2 separate regions of the Mus musculus genome follow, and region 1 is linked to region 2. Evidence: chromatin loops called from intact Hi-C (ENCODE). Cell type or tissue: heart. All regions are shown on one strand. Each heading gives the region's core, and the rest is flanking DNA. Links, peaks and the distances in the headings are about the cores only.

Region 1 (12,355 bases), core at 2,832-10,831, 61 kb before region 2:
AATCCTGGCCTCTGACCCTCACAGGGCGCTGCTCTCGAAGCCTCTGACCCTCACAGGGCGCTGCTACTGCCGCACATGCACTCGAACGAACACACACAAACAGAATAGAATCAGGTTGCCTGAGGATCTGAGAAATGCGACTTATACCCGAGTGTGTGTGTGTGTGTGTGTGTGTGTGTGTGTGTGTGTGTGTGTGTGATCTGCACCTGCAGACTCACGGAGACTGGGGAACTCCCACTTTAGCAGGCGTGGTCTCCTTGATAAGGCTTTGTGATCTCCTCCCCTCCAGTGTTTGTCTTCTCTGCAATCCAGTCAGTGAGCATCAGTTGTCATGGTTGCTGCCAACTTCTTCACTCCCAGGAAGCCCAGCTTTCCAGGAGAGAGGCTGAGAGCCGGGCACCACAGGCTGAGTTAGAATTAGGAACTCGTGTTCCTAGGTGAATAAGACTACTCATAGGTCCTATGTCAATGAGACTTGGCACTGTTTAAAAAAGATATTACTTCTTTTATTTTTGAGATTAGAAAATAATTACTTCATCTCCCCATTTCCTTTCCTCTCTCCAAATCCTCCCTTAAACCTCTCCTTATTCTCTGTCAAGTTCATGGTTCATGGCCTCTTTTTTTTTCCCAATTATTGTTGCTTGAGCGGACACACACACACACACACACACACACACACACACACACTCGTTTCTAAATATAACCTGCTCTGTCTGTATGTTACTTATATGTCTGTTTTCAAGGCTGACTATTTGGTTAATCAATGGTGTGTTCTCCCCCGGGGAAGACTATTTCTCCTGTTCTCAGCATTCCTTAGTTGCCCGTGGTTCTTTCTGTAGGATTGAGGAGGCCTTGGGCTTTGCCTCTTCCACTGTGACATGTCTATTGTTGTGGTCCTTGTTCAGCTCCTGTTTGCACAGTCCTGTTGGTGAGACTTTATGGAAGTAGCTGCTGATGTTACCAGGATACACACCTCAGAGCAAACCCCATGATCCTCTGGCTCTTATAATCTCACTGAGCCCTCTTCTGCAATGTTCCCTGAGCCGCAGTTGTAGTAGTTGCTTTATAGATTAATCTACTGGGTCTGTACTCCACAACTTGCTTTTTTTTTTTTTTTTTTTTTTTTTTTTTTTTTTTTTTTTTTGCTTTAAAGTCTAAATTTATTAAGTAAAACCAAGTAACATCAGAGATACTACATTTGGCTTAGTTCCAATGTGACCAATGTCCATTTGCAGCAGAGAAGACTCCAAGTGAAGAAGGTGCATTGAAGGTGTGATTGAAGGTGTGGGTGAAGGGACAGGGACAAAACCATCTCCCAATAATGTAAAAGCAGATGTCACACTGCCAGTGGGAGTCAGTCAGCACAGACAAAACCCAGTGTTTATTGCGCATGACTAACACTAAGTAAGCATAGGACTGTCAGGGAGGAGAGAGCCAGAATATTCCGAGAACCAGGTGCAGCAGGCTGGCTGGAGGGCAGTAGACAGGGCAGGTCCTCTCCATCACTTGCGGAACACTGTGACCACATCATAGCCCTCAGGCAGTGTGACCCGCTCCCTGGCGTGCTTTTCACAGTAAATCTGATCCTCTACAAAGAAATGGCCCTTCTGTTTCAGGTTGATGCCACAGTCGGTGCACACATAGCATTCAGGGTGGCGATGGTGATCCCTCAGCTTCACAAACACACCAACAATACCAGTTCCACATTTGTCACAGATGGGCAGCTTCTGAGCATTTCCAACAGATGCAGCCACTTTGGTGACTGGAGCTTTAACACTTCTAAATCCTGATGGCTTGTTGGGATCCCCTTTCCCATCTGACTCCAGGATCTCCTGCAGAACCAGGAAGGATGTGGACTGTTTGGGGGGCTCGTTTAATTCTTGCTTCTCCTGAAGCATCTTGTAAACTTCAGATTCCTTGTCAATGATAAGGCTGCCAGAGGGATGAGGCTGAACCAAGGGCCTGCTGTTCGCCTCCTTCCCACTGGCTGAGGTCTTCGACTCCACAGCATTGTTGAAGTTAGAGATGTTTTCGGATGAGTAGAGGTCAGTTGGGCTGTTGTACTGGTTTGTGATGACCCGGGTGCTGGGAGCAGGTGAGGCAGTAAATGGCATGGCACTTCGGTTGTGGGCACTTCCTATGTGCAGGACTTCTTGGGGTTCCGACGCTAAATTCATCTTGTAGGGATGACGTTTCCCCTCCTCAGTCACTAGAGGAGACCAAATCTTCTGTTCAGACCTGGATACTGTGAGCGTCATGTTGTCTGCGCAGCCCTTGATTTTGTTCTGAGCTTCCAAGTGTGTCATGCTGCTGGTACCTTCCCCATCGATGGCTGTGATTAAATCTCCAATACATAAATTCGCTATAGCAGCCTTGCTTCCGGGAGTGACCGGAAGGTTGTTCGAAGTCCTTGCCATCCACGAGGCGGAAACCCCAGGGGCCCGGGCCCTGGAGAATAATCTGCTGGGTGGTCATCACTAGGCACAATCGGAAGGGACAGACGGGCAAGGCACAGAACTGCACGGCGCGCAAGGCTCCCGGAGCAGCAACTCTGCATTTTTTTTTTATTGGATATTTTCTTCATTTACATTTCAAATGCTATCCCAAAAGTCCCCTATACCTTCCCTCCCCACCGCCCCGCCCTGCTCCCCTACCTACTCACTCCCACTTCTTGGCCCTGGCTTTCCCCTGTACTGGAGCATATAAAGTTTGCTAGACCAAGGGGCCTCTCTTCACAGTGATGGCCGACTAGGCCATCTTCTGCTACAAATGCAGCTAGAGACACGAGTTCTCAGGGTACTGATTAGTTCATATTGTTGTTCCACCTATAGTGTTGCAGACCCCTTCAGCTCTTGGGTGCTTTCTCTAGCTCCTACATTGGGGGCCCTGTGTTCCATCCTATAGATGACTGTGAGCATCCACTTCTGTATTTGCCAGGCACTGTCAAAGCCTCACAGGAGACAGCTATATCAGGGTCCTTTCAGCAAAATCTTGCTGGCGTATGCAATAGTATCTGCGTTTGGTGGCTGATTATGGGATGGACTCCAAGGGTGAGGAAGTTTCTGGATGGTCCATCCTTTCGTCTTAGCTCTGAACTTTGTCTCTGCAACTCCTTCCATGGATATTTTATTCCCTATTGTAGGGAGGAATGAAGTATCCACGCATTGATCTTCCTTCTTCTTGATTTTCTTGTGTTTTGAAAATTGTATCTTGGGTATTCTAGGTTTCTGGGCTAATATCCACTTATCAGTGAGTGCATATCAAGTGACTTCTTTTGTGATTGGGTTACCTCACTCAGGATGATATCCTCCAGATCCATCCATTTGCCCAAGAATTTCATAAATTCATTGTTTTTAATAGCTGAGTAGTACTCCATTGTGTAAATGTACCACATTTTCTGTATCCATTCCTCTGTTGAGGGACATCTGGGTTCTTTCCAGCTTCTGGCTATTATAAATAGGGCTGCTATGAACATAGTGGAGCATGTGTCCTTATTACCAGTTGGAACATCTTCTGGGTATATGCCCAGGAGAGGTATTGCTGGATCTACCAGTAGTACTATGTCTAGTTTTCTGAGGAAACGCCAGACTGATTTCCAGAGTGGTTGTACAAGCTTGCAATCCCACCAGCAATGGAGGAGTGTTCCTCTTTCTCCACATCCTGGCCAGCATCTGCTGTCACCTGAATTTTTGATCCTAGCCATTCTGACTGATGTGAGGTGGAATCTCAAGGTTGTTTTGATTTGCATTTCCCTGATGATTAAGGATGTTGAACATTTTTTCAAGTGCTTCTCAGCCCTTCAGTATTCCTCAGGTGAGAATTCTTTGTTTAGGGGCTGGTGAGATGGCTCAGTGGTTAAGAGCACCCGACTGCTTTTCTGAAGGTCCTGAGTTCAAATCCTAGCAACCACATGGTGGCTCGCAATCATCCATAATGAGATCTGGCACCCTCTTTTGTCTGAAGACAGCTACAGTATACTTACAGATAATAATTTTTTTTAAAAAAAGTATTCTTTGTTTATCTCTGTACCCCATTTTTAATGGGGTTATTTGAATTTCTGGAGTTCAGCTTCTTGAGCTCTTTGTATATATTGGATATTAGTCCCCTATCAGATTTAGGATTGGTAAAAATCCTTTCCCAATCTACAACTCTGCATTTTGATTGGTTGTGTTTTTCTGTAATGGTCTCCATCTGTTGCTGAGAGAAGTTATCCCTGTGGTAAGGAGCAAAGACTATACTTATCTATGGGTATAAGGACAAATACTTAGACTATAGTTAGGGATTCTGCTGGCCTGCATGGCACATTAACCCTAAGGGTGCATTGTTACCTTGGCAGTAACCAACAGCTCTCTAATTGGACTTCAGACATGTTTATCAAGAGGGAAGCCATGCCTGGTACTGGAAACCTAGCCAACTTCCCCGAGCTAGACAAGTCATGGACCTTGAAGGTGAACCCATAATCACCACTTTACTAATCCAGGAAGGCCTGTTGGTTGCTTTTCTCCTGTGGAAGCTTGCATGGAACCTTCTGGCACCATAAAATGTAGTCCTCAGTGAGGAGGTATTCAAGTCAGTTGCATCTCAGGGGCCTCTGATTCCTGTGTTTGACCAACTTGAAATGATTAATAAGAGACTCAATAAAAGTGGGCGTGGTGATGCATGTCTAACTCTAGCACTTGAAGCAGACTGTGAGATGCTGTTATTTTTTAAAACATTTATTTGTGTGTGTGTGTGTGTGTGTGTGTGTGTGTGTGTGTGTGTGTATAGTCTTCAAAGGACAACTTGCAGGAGTCAATTTTCTCCTTCCAACATTTGGATTCCAGGGACTGAACTCACATTGGCAGGATTGGTGGCAAATGCCTTTACCTGCTGAGCCATCTCACTGGTCCAAAATAAAATAAAATAAAATAAAATAAAATAAAAAAAAGATAAATATGGAGCACACCTTTAATACCAGCACTCATGAAGCAGAGGCAGGTGGATCTCTGAGTGCCAGGTCAGCTTGGTCTACAGAGAATTCCAGGACAACCAAACCTAAACAGAGAAACCTTGTTTAGGAAAACAAACAAAGAAAGAAAACAAAGAAAAATGGAAAAAGAAAAAAAAATGTTATCCCAGTAATAGAGTTCTTGTCTAGCATGAACAAGGCTCCCAGTTTCATTTCTAGAACCTAAGTAAGCAAACAGACAAATAAGCAAACAAATAAGCAAAATTACTGATGAAGCCTTTAAGACTCAGCCTTGGATACCAACCTCTATAAATAGCATGTTTTCCCATGGGAAATGCGTCCACAGCTCCAAGAGATTGACCTATGACTAAAGCACAGAGACGTGAATGGTCAGGAATGCAGGGCAACATTCCTTCACATGTCACTGTTGGAAGAGGAAGGGGACTGCCCAGAGGACAGGAATAAGTATGCACTGTGAGCTCTTCCAAGCTGGATGTCGGCCAGGACAGCAAAGGAACATTGCCCCAGAGATCAGCACTGGCTCCTTCATGACCACCGATGACAAGGACATTGAATTAGGTTTGGTCCCATGGCCACTAATGTGCCTGCACAGTTTGGATGCTTTACTGTTCCTTGGAGCAATTTCAGAGGATAAAGTCTACCCTTCTGGCTAGGGCTTTCTGGAATCCTAAACGGGGCTGGCTAAGATTAGCTTTCCAAATTCTTTTAGCCAGAGCCTCTCAAACTTTCTCAGTCAACCTAACCTCTGGTGTTTGAATACTCTAGATAGGGATGCCTCATCATGAGTTGACACTCTTGTTAAGGTTTCCTCCAGGCTGTACACAAAAGCAGAAAAGACAGAATCTTTGCTTTCAAGGAATTTACACATTAGTTTGGAGAGCCATATATCCTACACATTATAACATGGGAATCTCCAGGCAGTGGTGGCACTTGCCTTTAATCCCAGCACCAGGGAGGCAAAAGCAAGAGCATCTCTGAGTTCAAGGTCAGCCAGGTTTACAGAGCAAGTTCTATGACAGTCAGGACTATACAGAGAAACCCTGTCTTGAAAAACAATAAGATAGATAGATAGATAGATAGATAGATAGATAGATAGATAGATAGATTGATTGATTCAAGGCAGCCAGACTGAATTTTAATCTACCATCTTAGCTCTGTACTTTAAAGGTTTGTTTGTTTGTCTTTGTTGTTGTTTTAATCTATAAGATGGGAATGGGGTCTTTGTTTTAGAGTTGTCCTAAATATTACATCACATGATAAAGTACTTAGTGCTCATATACAGTAAGTACCCAATAATTGCCAGCTCTTGTTATCTCATTAAGGGAGTCCAAAATGGGACTGTGTGGGCTGTGAAGGAACTTGATACCACTCTGCTTCATTGTTCTCTCTCTCTCTCTCTCTCTCTCTCTCTCTCTCTCTCTCTCTCTCTCTGTGTGTGTGTGTGTGTGTGTGTGTATGTGTGTGTGTGTGTGTGTGTATGTGTGTGTGTATGTGTGTATGTGTGTGTGTGTGTATGTGTGTGTGTGTGTGTGTGTGTGTGTGTGTGTGTGTGTGTGTGTGTGTGTGTGGTTTGTTTGGGGACAAGGAGGGGCAGACAGCAGAGGGCTCTTGAGATGGAATCTCACTGTATTGCCTAGGGTGTCCTCAAATCCAAGATTTTCCTGCCTGTTCTCAGCCTCCTGAGTGCTGGGACAGCAGGCCACCATGCCCAGTCCTTCTCAGACCTGGAGGAGGAAGCATTCCTCTGTGGGCCACAGAAACAGCTGAGAACTGCTTTGAAGGCACTTTGGGGTCACGTTTAGCATGCTAACGGGACACAATTCTGCCGGTCTTGACTCAGTTCTGCACAGGACACCTAGTTAGGTTTAGAGACCCAACAGCCGGAGCTTCTGCTTTAAAAGAATTTGCTAGAAAGACCGGGATTCGGGACAAATGCAAGTTCATAACTGCAAAGCTTCATGTGGATTTGCAAGATCAAAATGATAAGGCAGAAATGATGCCTTCATGAGAGACATTGAAGACTGGACATAGTCTAGTGCATATTGACAAATCTGAATTATGGACATTTTTTTCTCATGTAGCCTAAGTTGACCTCTGTCATTTAGCCCAGGTTGGCCTCAAACTGTCTGAATCACTGAGGATGGTTTTATTTTACTGATTCTCCTGCCTCCACCTCCCAGGTGCTGGAATTCTAGGCATGAGCTACCACAGCCATTTTATAAAATGCAGGGGCTGAGCTCAGGACCTCATACACTGTGGGCAAGCTCTGTACCCATGGAACTACCCTCTGGGTCTCTGAACTTAGTGAGATTTCCTGAATATGCACATCCTGCCTATAACTTCAGGGCAGGGGTGGGGTGGGGGGGTAGGGCTCTTCTTGGTAGTTCCCCTAAACAGGTCCCTCCGTTCTTTGTGTCTGTTTCTTTCCCAGAGAAACCTGAACCAGCCAGTGAAACATACTTCTGAAGCTGCCCAGAGCCCCAGGAGTCTGGGCAGAGACTTGAGGGTCTCCTATTAGCTTGCACATTTGAATGCAGGCTCTGGTGAACTTGTGCAGTTCCTAGAGCCTTCCCTTTATGGCAGGGATGACTGCGACTCCTAGTTTGGCTTCTGCTTAGGGTGGGGTTTACTCTGCAGACTTAATGACAGTCTGGCCTTCGGGAGTGTCCCAGTGAAAGATTCAGACAGAGGTCACTATCAGCTTCTTTCCTGGCAGGGCTGTCCCAGCTGGCATGTTGAGAACAGTGCCACTCAAGTTGAGATTTGTGTGTGAGACTCAGAAGGCCAAGTTATAGTGTAGTCAACCCTCAACTATAAGTAGATCTCCTTGCCACAGTCTCTCAGTGGGTTATATAACTGTGTGTAACTGTGGGAAAAAGACATAGAAAATGAAATGTGTGGCTGAGGGCCAGTGAGGTAGCTCAGCTGGCAAAAGGGCTTGTGGCACAGGCCTGACGACCTGAGCTTGAGCTCTGCAGCCCACAGTGCTCAGAGAACCAACTCTATAAAGTTATCCCCTGACTTCCGCATGGCTCATGCGTAGGCAGTAATATATGGGCAGTCCCCTCCTGCTCCCTCCTTGCCAATTATACAAACAAAATTTTAAAAAGGCTGAGTTTTTTTTCTCTCAAAAATGTTTACTTTTCTGTGTTTGTAGTGTGTGTGTGTGTGTGTGTGTGTGTGTGTGTGTGTGTGTGTACCATAACATTCAAGTGGACATCAGAGGACTATATTTTAGAGTCAGGTCTCTCCTTCCACTCCACAGGTCCTGGTGACTGAACTCAGGTCATCAAGATTGGCAGTAAATGCTGAGCCCTATCACTATTATTCTCATTTTAAAATGTCCTCATGGAACTTGAAGGCACCTTAAGAAGTACCTGTAGGTGGGAGAAACTGAAACCCAGAGAAGATAAACATCTGGTCAGCACCGCCCAGCAAGTGTGTATTTGGGCTGGGACTGGAATCCAGAGTCCTGGGGTCCTGCTGGGACACTTGTTACAATTAATCTGTCTTTCCACAGTTGTGGAGAAGTCTCTTTCGTTGATTCTTACTTCTTTGCAAAACCTAAAAACAGTCAGGATGATCCAGGAACCTTTGGGAGTCTTGATTCACTTCCAAAGGCAGTTTGTCTTCTATTGGCTGCTGCATGGATTGCTGTTTCAAATTTCCACATTTCATGTAAAAACATGCAAATTAACACAGACACTAAATGAGTCAGTTTCAGTATCCCAGGCTTATACATACAGAGTGCTCTCTCTCTCTTCCTCTCTCTCTCTCCCTCTCTCTCCCTGACTCTCCCCCACACCCCAATTGCATTAACATGCATTCTTAAGTAAAAGATTTAGATATGTGTTTTAGTGAGGTCTTAAACATTTTCCGTTTTCTAGATTTTAGATGATGATCACTATGATGTTCTGTGATTATAAATCCTTTGCAAATTTCACAATCTATTAATCTGGTGAGAACCAGCCAGTGTTTCTAATGAGGAGGGGAAGGAGGGAGCTGGATGAGGGGAAGGAAAGAGGCTTTGGAAAATGTGGTCCGGGCATTTGGGACTGCACAGGCAGTGCCATATTTATGTGGCGCTGTGGGTGTTTTGAACTTTCTGGAAGTTAACAAGCTCCACATATGAACTCAATGGAAGTCCTCCAAACTTTGGACAACACAAAGGCCTTTTGAAGTCTGAACACAGTCCAAGGCAAATTACACCCAAGTGCAGTGGTGCAAATGAGAGACTGGGGAGCTCACAGGAAATAACACTGGTCCTGGACCCCAGGAGGCCAGGACTGACTGTTGCTGCTCCCAGAGGGAAGGGTTGTTTCCTTGTCTACAAATAGCTTCTACCTCATGGGGTTGTTTTGATGATAAACATAAAACATTCCCCCTAGTGTCTTAAGCACAAGGTCCAGCATATATAAGTGTGTGAGCACCCCCAACACACACACACACACACACACACACACACACACACACACACACACTTAAACACATGCCTTTATTGTATGAGATACTAATAGGCTTCTGGAAAAAGACACACAGGAACTAATGTCCCAGTATCTAGAAAAGGCCCCTCCTTGGGCAGTGAGACAGCAGGGTTGCAGCCACAGGCTTTGAAGTTAGCAGGAGCCATGTTTAGACTTCAGCTTTAATAATTTCTAGCTGTGTGATTGTGGGCTAATGTGACACAGCCCAGGTGGAGCCCCTGGCTCAGTGCCTGGCATGGAGGGGTGCTCAGTAAATGCTGGCTGTTGGTTCCAGCTCTCAAGGAAAGGGGCTGTGAAACCAGAGGAGGGAGGGAGAGAGGAGGGCAGTAACCCGAGCAGGGCACATAGAGAGCAGGAGAACAAGTTAAGTCCCATGGGGCCTGTACTGGTTTCCTCTGGTTACCACAGCAAACTGCCATGGACTTGGTGGCTTAAAACAAGACTTTATTCCCTTTATTTATTTAGACATTTGGTTATGGAGGCCAAATGTCTAAAAACCAGTATTATCACATCAAAAGCAAGGTGTCCCCAGGGCCATGTTCCATCCCAGGCTGGAGGAAGAGAGCTGCTTTGTGCCTTTCTAGTTCCTGTTGGCTGTGGGCATTCCTTGGTTTATGGTTACAACACTCCTTTGCCTCAGGCTCTAGATGGCCTTTTCTGTGTGCACTCATCTGTGCTTGTGTGTGTGTGTGTATGTGTGTGTGTGCATATGTATGTGTGTGTGCATGTGTATGATGTGTGTGTAGGTGTGTGTGTGTGCATATGTATGTGTGTATGCATGTGTATGATGTGTGTGTATGTGTGTGTGTATAAAATCTCCCTAATTTTCTAATAGAGAAATTCATGAATACAGTTAGGGTTTATCTAAGACAATCTTGCTATCTCTCTCTCTCTCCTTTATAATATCTGCAAAGATGCTTTTCTTACAAGGTGAAGTCTACAGAAACTTTAATGAGATTAAGACCTCTTTTCTCTCTTCTTTTCCCCCTCCCCTCTCCCCCTTCTCCTTCTCCCTTTCCCTCTCCCCCTCCTCCTCCTCTTCCTTCAAGGCAGGGTCTCACTGTGTAGCCCAGGCTAGCCTTGAACTCACAGAGATCTGCCTGCCTCTTCCTTCTGTGTGCCCCAATACTGAGGCAGCCATTATCTGGGGAGAGAATTCTAATTTTCCTTTGCCTGAGTGATGGGACAAGACAGGAGTGTGATGTAGAGGAGAGAACAGGTGTCACCAGGGCAATGACAAATCCAAGCCACGGGTCAGCCTATGTTGTTAGAAACAAAGCAGGATAGACTAGGGAGCTATACGGAGGCCAGTGGGAACCTCATCTGCCATGTCCAGGGTGACATTGGAGAAACTATGTGACACAATGGTACCCAGCAACAGTCTCTGGTTGGGGCATGCCAATGGCACACATTACTTTGCCATATGAATGAAGTAAGGAAGAGTCTGAGGCTAGCCTTAGTGCACTGGAAGGGCTCAGGGCAAAGGTGAAATGCACAAGAGAGGCTCAGATCCCCAAGGCCTTGCCTAACCTTCCTCCCCTGGGCTAGGTTGCCCCACAGTTTAATAAGACACTTCCCTCGGCTGCCACCCACTAGTTGAAAGGCATTGGCTAAAACCACTTCAACCCCCTGGGCCCCATTTTCTTATCTGTAAAAGGAGGGCATGAGCATCTTCCTGAGAGGATAAGTTGGAGGATTAATAATGCAAAGGAGATCATCTGAGAACCTACCTGCTCAAATAAACATTGGCTTCTTGTCTTCTTAATAGTGTAGCCTTGAAGGGCAGTGTGCTCTTTTGCCTGAGGGTGAGACAACAGTGCTGTAGAGACAACTGGAGAGGAAGGGCTGGCTACCTTACCAGAAATGAGACTCCCCGCCAGGACTCTAAATGTTACTTCCTCATTCTTGCTGTCCCCTGAGCCTACGGGAAAACAGCCAGAGGGATGCTGCTCTGTCCTGCTCTTTCCTTGTCTCTAAAGTGCCAGACTGAAGTGGGTTAGTCCTAAATAAAAAAGTCTCCATGAGTGTGGTAGGCCTGACCCCACCATCACAGTTTGACACCCTCATCATTGCAAGCAATCACCTTTAACTTCCAGGAAGAAAGACCAGCAACCTCCCTCCTCACCTCTCACAGGCTCTTGGCATACAAACCTGGGTCAAGTGAAAGGTTGTTTAAGGATCTGTTGGGGCTTCATAGGAAGGGCTGTCAGGATGGGGCTTGAGGCAAATGGGAGCCTGTCTTTGAAGTCTTGGTTCTGCTATTTGACTTTTAACTTCAATTTCTCTTTGCAAAATGCAAAAAGTAATAGTATTTACCTCATGGGAAAGTTATCAGAGTTAAATGAGATGCTTATTAATTACACAGCAGAGTAGATGGCTATCACTAAGTAGATTTATTTATTTATTATTTATTTAGTGTCTCATATAGCCCAGGCTGGCTAACAATGACATTGAACTTCTGATCCTCCTGCTGCCTCCTCCCAAGTGCTGGGATTATAGGCCCGTGCCACCACATCTAGTTTATTCTGATGCTGGGAATCGATCCACGGCTTTTTGCATGCTAGATGTGCACTGAACTATGTTCTTGACCCCTATTAAGGGAAGGCACCAGGCAGTGTTAGCACGCTCCTTTAATGCCAACACTTAGGAGACAGAGACAGGCAGATCTCTGTGAGTTAGAGACCAACCTGGTCTACAAAGACAGTTTCAGGACAGCCAGGGCTGTTGTACAGAAGGGAAAAGGTAAATGAAAAAGAAGCAAAGGTTAACTGTCGGAGATGAGGAAACAAATCAGACAGCACTTGCAACTCTCCCATGACTCCTGGTGAAGGGGAAATAGGCATGACTCCCCTGAGAGCTATAAGCTGAAGGTAGGACTTTAGGAGATGCCTCTCTGTCTTCT
Region 2 (12,355 bases), core at 2,910-10,909:
GGTTGTCAAGTCTCACCCAGACCTTCCTATTTGAGCTCCAGGCTCTTTCACTTAGCAGACCCCATGCCTCTGTGTGAGTATCTAGGAGGCAGCCCCTACTTCCCAGGCCTGATGCAGAATGCAACTTCCAGGAAGAAGTCTCTTTTGCTATTTGACTCTGTTTGGTGTCTTAGACCCCAAAGCCAGGAGTTCCTCCCTAGTCACTTCCCTCAGCAAATTTTAAATACATCCTAAGTGACCACAGCTCTCCTCCAGGGCTATCACCCTGGTCTCAGCCACATCCACTCATGCGATCTCATCTCCTGTACCTTTGATTCCAGTCCACATCTGTACAGTAGCTAGAGGACCAACGGCAACAGTCAGGCCCTTGTTTAAAACAGCTGAGAATGTGGCCCTTGTCTGTCTGTCTGACCTTGGTCCCTGACTTTGGACTTGAAGCTTCAGCCCATTTCTGACTCCATGCCACATGGGTCCTATTTCTTCTCCCTGGAACACTGTGGCCCATGCCGCTGCCTGGCTGGCAACCTCTTGGCATTCAATTCATATGGCATCAATGAAGCTGCTTCTCCTCACCACTACCCTACATCCCACCTCCCTGCTTTACAGCTTATAAAGCCCAATCTAGTCGGTTGTATATGACCTTGTGTTAACCTGTCTAACTTGTTTATCATCCATCTCTTCCTGGTCACACTATTTACACTCGGTGAGAGCAGGGGTATTCTTTATTCTATTGTTCAGTTTCTGGCACCTGGAACAGTACCTACTGCGTAGTCATCACGGAGAGTGGTTTGATGAACAGATAGAGAAATGGAAGTCAGCAGGACTGGAATGGAAAGAAGGGAAAAGGCCTGGAGCAGCCCCAGGGGATGGAGTTGTTTTTCCAGAACCAACCATTCTTAACACTGTGGGGTACCAATGATGCAGCCAACCTTAGGGCTAGGCAAGGTGCCATGGAGCAGGAAGTCACTGGCCTATGTTGAGGAGGTAAAAGGCCAGGTGTAGTTGGCCTTTTGAGTGTTTGTTTAGACGAGGCAAGGAGGTGAGAACCCAAGGTAAAAGGACAGTGGTACTTAGGTGGTGCAGGGATTGCCAAACTGCAAAGTAGAGGCAGGGGGTGCCTAGCATGGTGGCCAGAAAAAGGAACTGGGGCCACGTCCCAAAGGCCCCGTGTACTACAGCAACAGTGTCTAATCTCTCTTTTCTTTGGAAGACTGAAGGCAGGGCATGATTTGCTTAGGTTCTCTTTTATACAAACTGTGCAGCTGCTCTGTGGGAAACAGATCTAAGGCAGTGGACCATAAACCCTGTTTGTTAAAATCATCTTGGGAGTTCCTTTAAAAAGTGGTGACTCTAGACCATTCATAATGGTACATGACTTTAATCCTCGCAATCAGGCGTATCTCTATCAGCTCTAGACCAGTTTGGTTTATATGACCAGTTGGGGTATATAGTGGGGTCCTGTCTTGAAAGAAAGAGAAGAATATCAAGTCTAATACCTACTCCAGACAAATTTTATCTATTTATCAATAGATAATAGATAATATATACATATATATATATATATATATATATATATATATATATATATACACACACACACACAGAGACATACATGATGTATGTCTGTGTGTGCATGTGTGCATATGAAAACAGTTGTCCCCAGAGGCCAGAGAAGGGCATCAAACTTCCCAGGAATTATAGGCAATTGTAAACTGCCTGTGCTGGATAGGTTTTTGACTTGACGGATGCTATAGTTATCTGAGAAGAGGGAACCACAATTGAGAAAATGCCTCCATGAGATTGGTCTGTAGGTAAGCCATTAGGTAGGCATTTTCTTAGTGATTGATGTGGGAGGGCCTGGCCCATTGTGGGCAGTGTCTCTTTTGGGCAAATGGTCCTGGATGATATAAGAAAGCAGGCTGAGCAAGCCAATAAAACAGCATTCCTCTATGGCCCCTGCTTCCTCAGTTGCTGACTCTAGGTTCCTGTTTGAGTTCATGCTCTGACTTCCTACATGGACAAACTGTGCTGTGGAACTGTAAGCTGAAAGAAACCCTTTTCTATCCAAGTTGCTCTTGGATAAGTTTTATAGCAGCAATAGAAACCTAGCTAAGACACTGTCTGACATAGCCGGGAACTGAACTTGGGATCTTTGCAAGAACAGTATACACTCTTAAGCCAGATGACAAGATGCCTCCAGATCACTGCTATATTTTAAAAGTACTATTTGTGGAAGCTAACAGAGAAAAATGATAAGTATACATACATGCAGCTGATCATTTTGGTAAAAAGATCATACCAGCATGGTAACCAAGAACTAGCACATGACCAGTACTCAGAAGGGCTCCTCCTACATCTTCCTCAACCCTATTTACTTAAAGAGAAATGATCATGAAAGATGACGCTTTCTTCTAATGCCTTACAGTTAGCTACTTGCCTTTGATGTAGGTGAGTGTGCATGCGTGTGTGCATGCATATGCTGCACGTATGCATATAATGTTGAGGTGTGTAGAAATACTCTGGCTTCTGGATGTACAACAGTTTGTTGATGGACATCTGTGAAATTTCCAGCTTGAAGTTAACGATGTGTGTGGTGCTCCTATGAAAACTGTAGTATGTATCTTTTTAGTGGACTCTTCTCTGCAGGAGAGTGTTGTTGGGTCTCAGGAAATACACAGGTTCAGCATCATTAGATACACAAGAGCTTGCCAAAGTGGTTGTAAACATTCATTATATTTAAGTCACCCGAGGATTTAAGGCTCCAGAGGATTCTAATATGAACCAGTGCTGAGAACTGCTGTACAGGGGGTAGGCGTCTGGAGGCAGAGATGCCAAACAGGAGGCATAGGGTTTGCTGATAAGGAGTATTGTGTAGCAGAAATAGGACTCAGAAGAAGAGAAACAGCTCCTGGTCTTGACCTTTGCACAGGTCTCTAGAGGAAGAAATGTGGGTTACAAAGCCAGGAGACACACAAGATACAGTGACAGTGACTTAAAGTGCATTTGTTGCTCCTGTAGAGTGCCCTGGGAACATCAGCCAAAGATGTAGACACTATGTCATAGGACTCTAATTATGAGACATGAATTCATCGACTGTATATGTGCTTATCAGGTTGGTGTTATGGCTGGGCCACCAGAGGAAGACATGGGAAACATGGACTCTTGTTTTTGTGGTGCCACTAATCGGCTGTGCGAGGCTGTCCCATGTCTCTTGTTCTTAGTTACAGAGTGCCCTGGCTTGGTGACCTCTCAGATCTCCTCCAGCTCTAACAGCCTATTATTTGCTTGCTGTGACTCTAGAGGTGGCATTCCAGTAAGATGATTGGAGAGTTGGCAGGATACTAGAGATGTATGTCTGAGACGGGTTTGGGATGAAACATGGGACTCTATAATTATTCCCCTAAATTACATAGGACAAGGGACTCTGGGGTGGTTTTAGGTTTTTGTTTTTTAGTTTAGGGTTTTTTGTTTTCTTGTAATTTGGGTTTGGCTGGGACAGCACAGTTGTTTTGTGTTTTCAGTGTTTTAGCTTCTGTTTTTATATCTACACCCCTTCCACCTGACCTCATGGAACAAAACTCTCGCACCTGGGTGAATGGAAAGAGTACTTCCTTACTGCTTTGGAAAAGAAGACAAGAACCTTACAGCAGAGAGCAATGGACCTGGTCATGACTGAGCATCTATCTGGCTATGGAGACTCAGGAGACGCTGGAGAATCCCAGCTAGAAGCAGATGTGGCTTGAAGGGAAAGCTGGGGAGGCACGAGCAAGAACTTTGCTTTTCCTGGCTCTTGATAATATGTGGATTCCCCTAAGATTTGGGGGAGCAGAAGACAGGAAATAGATTTCCATTCCATGGAGGGATGTTAAAAGAGACAAGCTGTGGCATAGTCATTGGAGGACAAAACAAAAGTAAACAGAGCCCCAGGGGTGAGTGACGGAGAACTTATCTAGTACGTGTGATGCCCTAGGTTCAAAACCCAGAAATAAAACAATAAAACACAACACACACACGCAACAAAGCCGGATACAGTTATAATTCTGGCATTTGGGAGGCAGTATTGAAAGTATCAGGTCAGCCTGGGCTATAGGAACTAAGAAAATCAAGATAAACTGAGAAGGCAGGTGGAGGGAAACTCAAAGATATTCTGACGGCAATTTAGAATCCTGTGCAGAAAGAATATGAGGTGAAAGTTTTAGAACTGTGCAGACGGACAACATCAATGGAAAAGAAGCCGGGTCTGCAGCTGAATAGGCTTACATGCCACTTTGGGTGCTAGGGAGGAGGTGGCAATGTAGCTAAGGGGAAAGTCATCATTGTGAGTCAACTGAGGAAGGCTTCAGGCAGCATTTGGGGTTGCTAACGGGTGTAGGAATATCTGCCCAGCAGTGATTGGCACAGACACCCTTGGCCTGGAACTGCAATAAAGACTAGAGATGTTGATGGTTCAGTCACCAAGGGAGACATGCAGGCCAGATGGGTATTGTTATAGAGCCTAGATCAAAGACTATGAAAACACCTCATTTGCTGAGACAGATGATTTAGGGATCAGGGGTGACAGGCAAGGCATAAAGAAGGACAGCTGTCCCTGTGCACCCAGGGCTGCATATTCATTTCATAAGGTTCTCTCCTTGAGTGGAAAGGACTGGAATAGGTCTCCACTGGCGAGAACAAGCTGTATTGATGCTGCCTATAGAAACACTAGTTGGAGATTTTTTTTTTTTTTTTTGGTTTTTCAAGACAGGGTTTCTCTGTGTAGCCCTGGCTGTCCTGGAACTCACTCTGTAGACAAGGCTGGCCTCGAACTCAGAAATCCACCTGCCTCTGCCTCCCAAGTGCTGAGATTAAAGGTGTGTGCCACCTCTGCCCGGCTCTAGTTGGAGATTTTGAGAACTGGATACTGAAAGCGTAACGGGGCTGACATTGGTCTAAAGTGATTTTTGTGCTGAGTCTCTGTATTCTGTATCATTACTTCACAGATGTTGACACAGGTGAACAGAGAGATACTCTGCCCAAGGATGTACAGCTGGCACTCTCATCGTCTTATTCAGTCTGATTGCAAAGCTATTCTTCTCTTCGTGATGCTGGTAGCTGTGCTAAGTGTGCAAATGTATGCCTTTAAAAAGGCATGTATACATGGGGTGTGTATGTAAGTACAAGAGCTTGCAGCCAGCCTGATGGCCCGAGTTCGGGGCCCAGAAGCCACATGGTTGAAGAGAATTGACTCCTACAAAAGTTGTTCTGACTTCCACGTCTATACTGTGGCATGTGCATACACACAATAAGCAAATCTAACGTCTTAAAACATTTTCACATCAAGGGGTGGGGTAGTGAGATGGTGACTTGCCATCCAAGTCTGATGGTCTGAACTTGACCTCTGAAACCCACAGCAGAAGGAGAGAACTGATCCCAGGATATGTCCTCTGATCTCTGTATATTCACACACTCAGGTATAATAAAGATCTATTAGGGGCTGAGCAGATGGCTCTGAGGGGAAGAGCTTGCTGCTAATTCAACTAAGCATAAGAACATGAATTCAAAGTCCTAGAATCCATGTAAACAAACAAACAGCATGGTTGTGTGTGTGTGTAGCCCCAACACAGTGGAGGGTAGGCAGAAGGTAGGATAGCCAACGTGTGCCCTGGGGCACATACACCAGGGTCAACAGTGAAGTTTTAGGGGAAAAAATTCATAGCAGCAGTTTGTCCTCTTGTGGGACTGAGCCAATACCCTTAGGGTGCTCCCCCAGGAGCACTTCCACTTACCATGTTATTCCAGAGGGCAATGGCCATCTCAGCATGCCCACGGTCTGAGAAGTAGAAACAGTCTTCAGAGAAGAAAGTGAGGTCCAGGCCCTCACGCTGTGACCAGAGACAAGAAGGTTAATGTCTGGACTCAGCTGCCAGCCTCCCCACCCAGCAGGGGACACAGCAGGCCCCCTTTCATCCTTTGGATCCTATTTCAACCTGCTCCAGACACTGGTGGGAAAATCTTCAGGGGTTTTGGATTTTTTTAAAAAGTGAACATTTATTATAGCTTCCTTAGTTCAACACTGTCCTGAAAATGACACTCTAATAATTTTAGGAAGATTTCCATTCTGGGGTGGGAGGTGACATGGGGTAGGGGAGGGACACTTGGTCACTATTGCTTATTTCTAAGAATGTCTAAGTTCTAATCACACACACACACAGTAGAAAGAAAAGCTCTACCTGTGGGAGGCTTGCTGGAAGAAGATAATAAAAACAAGTGCTACATTCTTATGCTTCCTGGAATGGGCTGCAGCTTACCTCATTCAGTGGGATAAAGGTATTCCGGAAGAAAGGCTGCACAGTGACTGCGAAGTCCTCACGCTCCATGTACCGGTGCCAATAGGAGAGCTCGGAGATGCCGCTCTGAGGATGGAGAGGCTGCTCAATCCAACTGGCAAGGTTAGACAGGGTCTGCTTGGGCTGCCATGGGTTGGTTGTGACGGGAGGAGACCCACGGTAGACTAAAGGGACTTAAAGGAAGTGTGCCTGCCCACACAGGGACTCATCCTGCTTGTATGAACCACTGTATCTTACCTCCCTACGCTGACCAATAGGAAGAGAGTCAAGGGGTCCCTGGCTGGAGCTCTCCATTCCCAGGCTCTATTAGTTTTATCCTAAGAGGCTAAGTCTAAGTCATTAGTGATGTCGAATTGGCCATGGGCCTAGCTGCCTTCACTGCATGTAGTCAGTGAGACCTAGCTCACACGAGGACGACTATCTCCTCAGTTCTTCAAAAATGCCTAAGAATTTAGGACTACAGGGATAGAGAGTCCATGTGTTTTGGACTCAAGTACCCAAACATAGAATATAAAAAGATTAAACAAAATATACCCATAGTAAGGACTTCACACAATTCACCTGAGATACAGAGGCAAAAGGGGAAGACAGGAGGAGCACAGATAGCTTGTCTCACTTGCTCTTGGAAGGTTGCTGAGGTGAAGAGGGTGTGGGGGAGGGGGAGGAGGGAGGGCTTCTAAGAGGAAGATGACTTGCCCCATTAAAAGGAGTTAGCTTGCAACCAGGCTTTGGGTGGGCTTGTCCCAAGGCCAACAATGGTAACATTGATATGCAGGCGTGTTAGGGGGGTAGGCAGAGGGTGGAGGAAGAAACTATTAGTAGAACCAGGGTTTCTGTTCATGGAGAGAGGAGAGGGGAAGGCAGTGGGAGCCAGGTACAGTGAGCCTTCTCCTCAGAAAGGTTAGAGGTTAGCAGTGCCCTGCTGTGTATCATCTGCTCTGAAGGCTGGGTTTCTCCCAACTGCCCCTTTGAGATCTCTGTACCATCTTTCCCCAGGTAAATAGTGTGAGGAATAGGATCTCCTTTTAGGGAGCCGCTTGCTCTCAGCCGAGCCTTGTTGAACACACAAGTTCCGAGTCCTCGCTCAGGGAACACGGCGTGGGCTCCCATCAGGAGCACCCGGGAGGAAGAGAGTATCCAGACTCACCTGGAGGTTCCAGTTTAGTTTCTTCAGCTCCTGCATCGCTGTGAGGTTTTGGGAGTGTCTTAAGCAACTGCAGTTTTTCCTACAAGACAAGAAATCTAGTCTTGAGGCTGCCTTGGCCCAATCACACCCTCCTAACAGAAGTTTTTGTCCACATGGTGCAGTCTGTGCCACTAAATGGAGGTGGGCGGGGCTTGACACACAAGTATGCCTAAAACACTTGGGTCTAAGTCAAAAAGCCTTAACTCAGGAATGTGGTTGAAAAGGTATGCAGTGGTAAGTGCAGACTGGAGGCTTGGTCCCTAGCTTTGGCACTATGGGGCAGTGGCAGAGCCTTTAGTGGGTGAAGACTAACTGGAGGAAGTAGTCACAGGAGTCACACCCATTGTTTTCCCACCAGCTTTGCTTTCTAACCTCCATGAAGTGACCAGCTGCGTTCCCCCACATTTTCCCACCCAAAACTGTCTTGTCAAAGGGCCAAGAGACCACGGACTGAAAAGTGAAGCCTAGAACCAAAATTCCCCTATTCTCATAGACTGACACAAGATACTTATTTCCGGTTGGAAGGGTTAGCCCCTGAAGCAAGGTCTCTTTCCTCTTGTGTAGACCCTCTTTCTCTGTGGTGATTATTTCCTAACTCTGAGGGAAGGCCTGGGTGGAGTTCTGGCAAGACTTCTGTGGTGGCTCTGCCTCTGGACTCCTCCCCAGTTCTGAAGCTTCTCACTGCCACGCACTGGGGAGTTTCCTTAGGGTCCAGAGTGTGAAGACAACTGAACAGCCTGAGACACCCTTGACAAGGTGAACTGTGTGATACCAGCATCTGAGGAATTGGAGGGACTTTCCTTGCTAACCATGGCCATTCCACCTGGGGACTTGATTCCTTAGCCACCTTTACAAGACATCTATTTGTCTTCAGATAGGACTTCTTAGTCACAGCTGCCAAACTTCTGTCCGTCCCACAGTAATTCCTGACCGTTAGAACCTCCGACCCCTGCTTTTGAGGATGGGGTAAAAGCTGTCTTTCTAGCTTGTACTAGCCCCATACATGAACTTCCTGATGATGTCACTCTTGGGGAGGGTTTATTCCTATTTTTATAAGCAAATATCCAGAGGTCCAGAGACACTGTTGGTTTCCTCAGAAGCAGAGCCAGAATTTTAGGGAAACTAAAGGCGTCCTTGAGGTTTATTGTCCTCTGCAAAGAGTAGACTTGCCAGTGAGGACTTTGGAATCAGAAGTGCCGGGGAGTCTTCTAGGTCCCTTGGTGTGTCTCATTTTATAGAAAAGGAAGCTACCATCCAGGGAAGGGAGTAGGTAGGCATGTGATTCTCCAAGCACATCCAAGTGTTTTCTAAGTCCCTGGCTTCTAGCCCTGCCCACACTGTGTCCCTCCTAATATGCCTATGAAACCCTGCCCAGCCCAGGCAGCCTTGCCCCGCACACTTACTGAACTGCCAGTGGCATGGCACATTTCCCACCTTGGACGTGGTGCAGGCCAGCCAGCTCCATGACTTCCACCACATTGATGAAAACTCTGGGAAGCTGCAGGAGGCAGAGGGGTGGGGTCCATGAGTTTGAGGACAGTTGTCAATCTAACCTCATCCTCCCCATCATTACCACAGAAGAAATGGATGCCCAGGGAGGAGCCTGGATGATTACATCGACACTTCCTAGTGTCTCTCTTAGTTAGGCAGAAAAGCTGAGACCCAGAGAAGTCACAGGGCTAATAAAAACCACAGTGGTTGTCTTCAAACCCAGGCCAGCTGGCTCCAGTGGAAGCTCTCTGCTATGCCACTGGCTAGCTTCCGAGCCAGTCAGAAGCTGTTTTGTGGAGAATCAAATACAACTTGCCTAGAAGCACCCACAGTGGGGGCCCTCCACACATGTCAATAGTGGGAAAGCAGGGTGGCTTGCAGGACCAGGGAGCAGACTGCTTCCTACCCATTCCTACCTCCTCATAGAGGATGTCCAAGGCTTGCTGGATGTACTTGACATACTCTTTAGTTGAGTTGTCCTCCTGTATAGGGAAAAAGGAGGCTCTCTTTGGCTTTCTACTCCGAGAGGAAGAATTAGAGGATGAACTGGGTGACTGCTGTCCCTAAGAGCCCACCTTCTTGCATTCCTCAGACTTGGCCTGAGGGACCTGATGGTGTCCTTTTTCATTAATACATGTCCCCAGGATCAGGGACAACACTGTTTACATGAGGGGCAGGTGTGCTGGGACTCAGAGAGGCATTTCCCTACACTATGTATCCACTGGCAGCTCTGGGTTTCTTCTGGTTTCCAATGACCCCTACAATCCAGGACCCAGCCATAGCGAAAGCTCCAGGGGTTAGGTCCTTCGTGCAGCCCAGACTCCCAGTTATGGACAGGACTGAGGGAAGATTCTAGAAGAGCTGAGCCTGCATGGGGAAAATAATCATGCCAGGCTCTTGATAGTTACTCTCTGAGATCCACAAGGAGCTATGAGCTTGCCTGCCACCCCCAACAGAGTCAAACATTCCACCACCTCTTCAGAGCCCTGGCAGCTGCCTTTTCCTGGCAAAATAAAATGCAGGATGTCCCCAGCTTAGAACAAGATGTATTCTAAAAGGTACAGGTTTCAAACGCTTGTAAGTCTGGACATGTTTCCCCATAGAGACACATCAGGAATGGGGTCAACTCCCAGGCCAGCTGGCTGGGGTTGGTTGCTTAGATTATCATGGCCCTGAAGGGCAGCAAGGACAATCAGTTTGGTTCTATTTTCCCAACTCCATTTACCTCCCCCTCCAAGAGAGGGCAGACTCCAAGCAGACACAAGACAGAGTCACTGGCCATCTACTGGAAAGTGCCATCTCTCTGTCCCAAAGAAGCCACCACCTCAGTGTCTGAAGACTGGGTCCTTCTAGACCTTTCTTCTGAGTTGGGGAACCACTTAGGAAAGCTAAGTCTCAACTGTGTAAACCAGAGGTTGCCTGGGTAGAATCAAGTGCCTGGAGCCCAGCCTAGTATGACATTCAAAAGGGAAGGAGATGAGTCAGAGCCCAAGGTGAGGAGGATGGGGGCAGCAACTTAATTCCCAGGCTCTCAGTGAGGCTTGCCAGGGGCTTACCGGATTCTCACAGTAAAGACACAGGTCGTTGTTTCCAATGAGGAGTGTAATCAGCTTCCAGTCTTCCTGTAGGTTGATTGTCTGAGAAGACAAATCCTGAGTTTAAGATCTGGGGACAACTGCTGGTAACACTAACCGTGCTACCCAGTCAGCTTCTCAGATACTGTCATCTTTTCTGTATCACACAAAGTATGAGGTAGGGTCTCCTCCATGCTTCTCTGAGGTGATGGGCACGCCCCTGTAAGAAGTGCGTACGTGTGTTTATGTGTGTGTGTGTGGGGGGGGATTCTGCTCACACAAAGGAGACAGACTACACTCTCTATCCCCCTCCCCCTTGAAATCCTCTTAATAGGCTAAAGTGGGTGTGTCCCACAGGAAAGGCCTCATGGGCTCTCATGTTCCTCAAATGTACTCTGAGATGTTCAAAGGAGTCTGTGTCAAAAGATGGAACTTGAGGGTCAGGGCTTCTAGGGCCTGGGTTTATAGAGGGAGAACCCAGTGGGGTCAGCATGGTGGGGTAGGTCCAGGGAGGCCCTGGAGTTGTGGCTTCCTATTCACTGTCCACTATAAACTGAGTCCCTCCAGCTGGAGTCCACAGCACAAGAACAGAGCGTTAGGAAAAAGTGCAAGTGAGATTCTGAGGGGTTGGGGAGGGAGAAAGGGGAAGGCCTGGAATGGGCAGCCTATTTTTAGAACTTAGTGTTTATATAAGAAGGCGCTGGGAAGGCAGCTCTGGGGTAAAGGCCCCAGGCCTGTGATCTTGGCCAACTCCTCATTCCACCTTGCCTACCTGCAGCCTACCCTGGGGCAGGGTGCCTGCAGGCAGCGCCCATGAACTCCCTTGAAGACCACCTGAAGGCAAGCTGTGGGGGCACTGGAGGGGTTCAACAGGCCTGTAACCTCCCAGCTAAAGAGAAGAACAGCTTTTAGAGGGTCTGCACTCACAGGTGTGCTTTTCATCTTCTTCACCAGGGTCTTAGCCTGGGCCGGCATGTCCCTAGAGAGAGGGACAAAAGTCACTTTCAGACTTGCTTGGGATGGAGAACCTAAGCTGGACTCCAACAGTACTAACTCCATGAAACTCATTCTGAGTCAATCTTAGGATTATGCTTGGGCTTTTTCTCACCAGGGAGCTGCCAGGGACCTGGGGGCTACACCTATCCAGACCCTGATGCCCCTGGGGCAGGATCTGAGTCTTACTGACTTTGTATCTATGATTTGAACATTCTCACCAGAGATTTTTTTTTCCTCCCTCTTTTACCAAATCTTTTCACTACAAGCCAAGCCTCTTTAATTCTTACTCGGGTGCCTGTTTTAAAAATAATCTGTTTTATTTTTGAAAAGAGTCACATTCCTAAATTATCCCCCAGCTTTCTCCTTCCCAGGCATGGCGAGCCCTTCACCTCCGTCTGAGCCCCAGTGCCCAACCCTCGGATCCCTTTGTTCTTCTCAGTCATGACTTGGATTTTGACACTCGGTAATGAGACTGGTGGTAGAATAGCACACAGCAATGAAAAGGAATTAAACGTGGTTATCTGCAGCATTGATGGACCTAGGAGAGCTGTGGGCGACAGGCCTGTTTACAGCATGATGGCAGTGATAGCCTCATGGGTACACAGGTGTCAAAGACTCATCAAACTGTATACTTCTGAATATCCATGGTTCATTGTGGGTCAATATAGCTCAATGAGGCGAATTCCTTAAAAAGACATATGGACTGAGCTAGGTGTGGTGGAGCACACCTGCAATCCCAGGCCTAGGGATACAGAGGCAGGAGAATTGGGAGTTGAGGGCCA

The links. A loop is a pair of places that touch in the nucleus more often than their neighbours do. Peaks named below come from ENCODE experiments on the same cell type or tissue, not always from the same donor. Only the 100,000 strongest peaks of a DNase experiment are listed, where the experiment ranks them.
Region 1: a loop joins it to region 2, with 3 times the contacts of the local background. A loop is called at or near these places in 11 of 42 quality-filtered maps.

Annotation. Positions count from the first base shown.
Region 1 is chr5:32,410,120-32,422,474 of GRCm38, reverse strand. It overlaps the pseudogene Gm5864. Among named protein-coding and RNA genes, the nearest start is that of Ppp1cb, 43 kb to the left of the region's middle. In heart, for the core only: a CTCF peak has its summit at 7,691; DNase peaks (open chromatin) are centred at 5,434, 9,224 and 9,684; H3K4me3 peaks cover 568 bases; H3K27ac peaks cover 4,276 bases.
Region 2 is chr5:32,348,823-32,361,177 of GRCm38, reverse strand. It overlaps Plb1 (phospholipase B1), which reads right to left. Exons shown (of 59, transcript NM_001081407.1): 51 at 11,505-11,556; 52 at 10,560-10,640; 53 at 9,420-9,485; 54 at 8,916-9,010; 55 at 7,474-7,552; 56 at 6,288-6,392; 57 at 5,766-5,861. Gm36840 (a long non-coding RNA gene) reads left to right here and starts at 6,349. Exons shown (of 3, transcript XR_376851.3): 1 at 6,349-6,428. In heart, for the core only: a CTCF peak has its summit at 10,240; a DNase peak (open chromatin) is centred at 10,087; H3K27ac peaks cover 873 bases.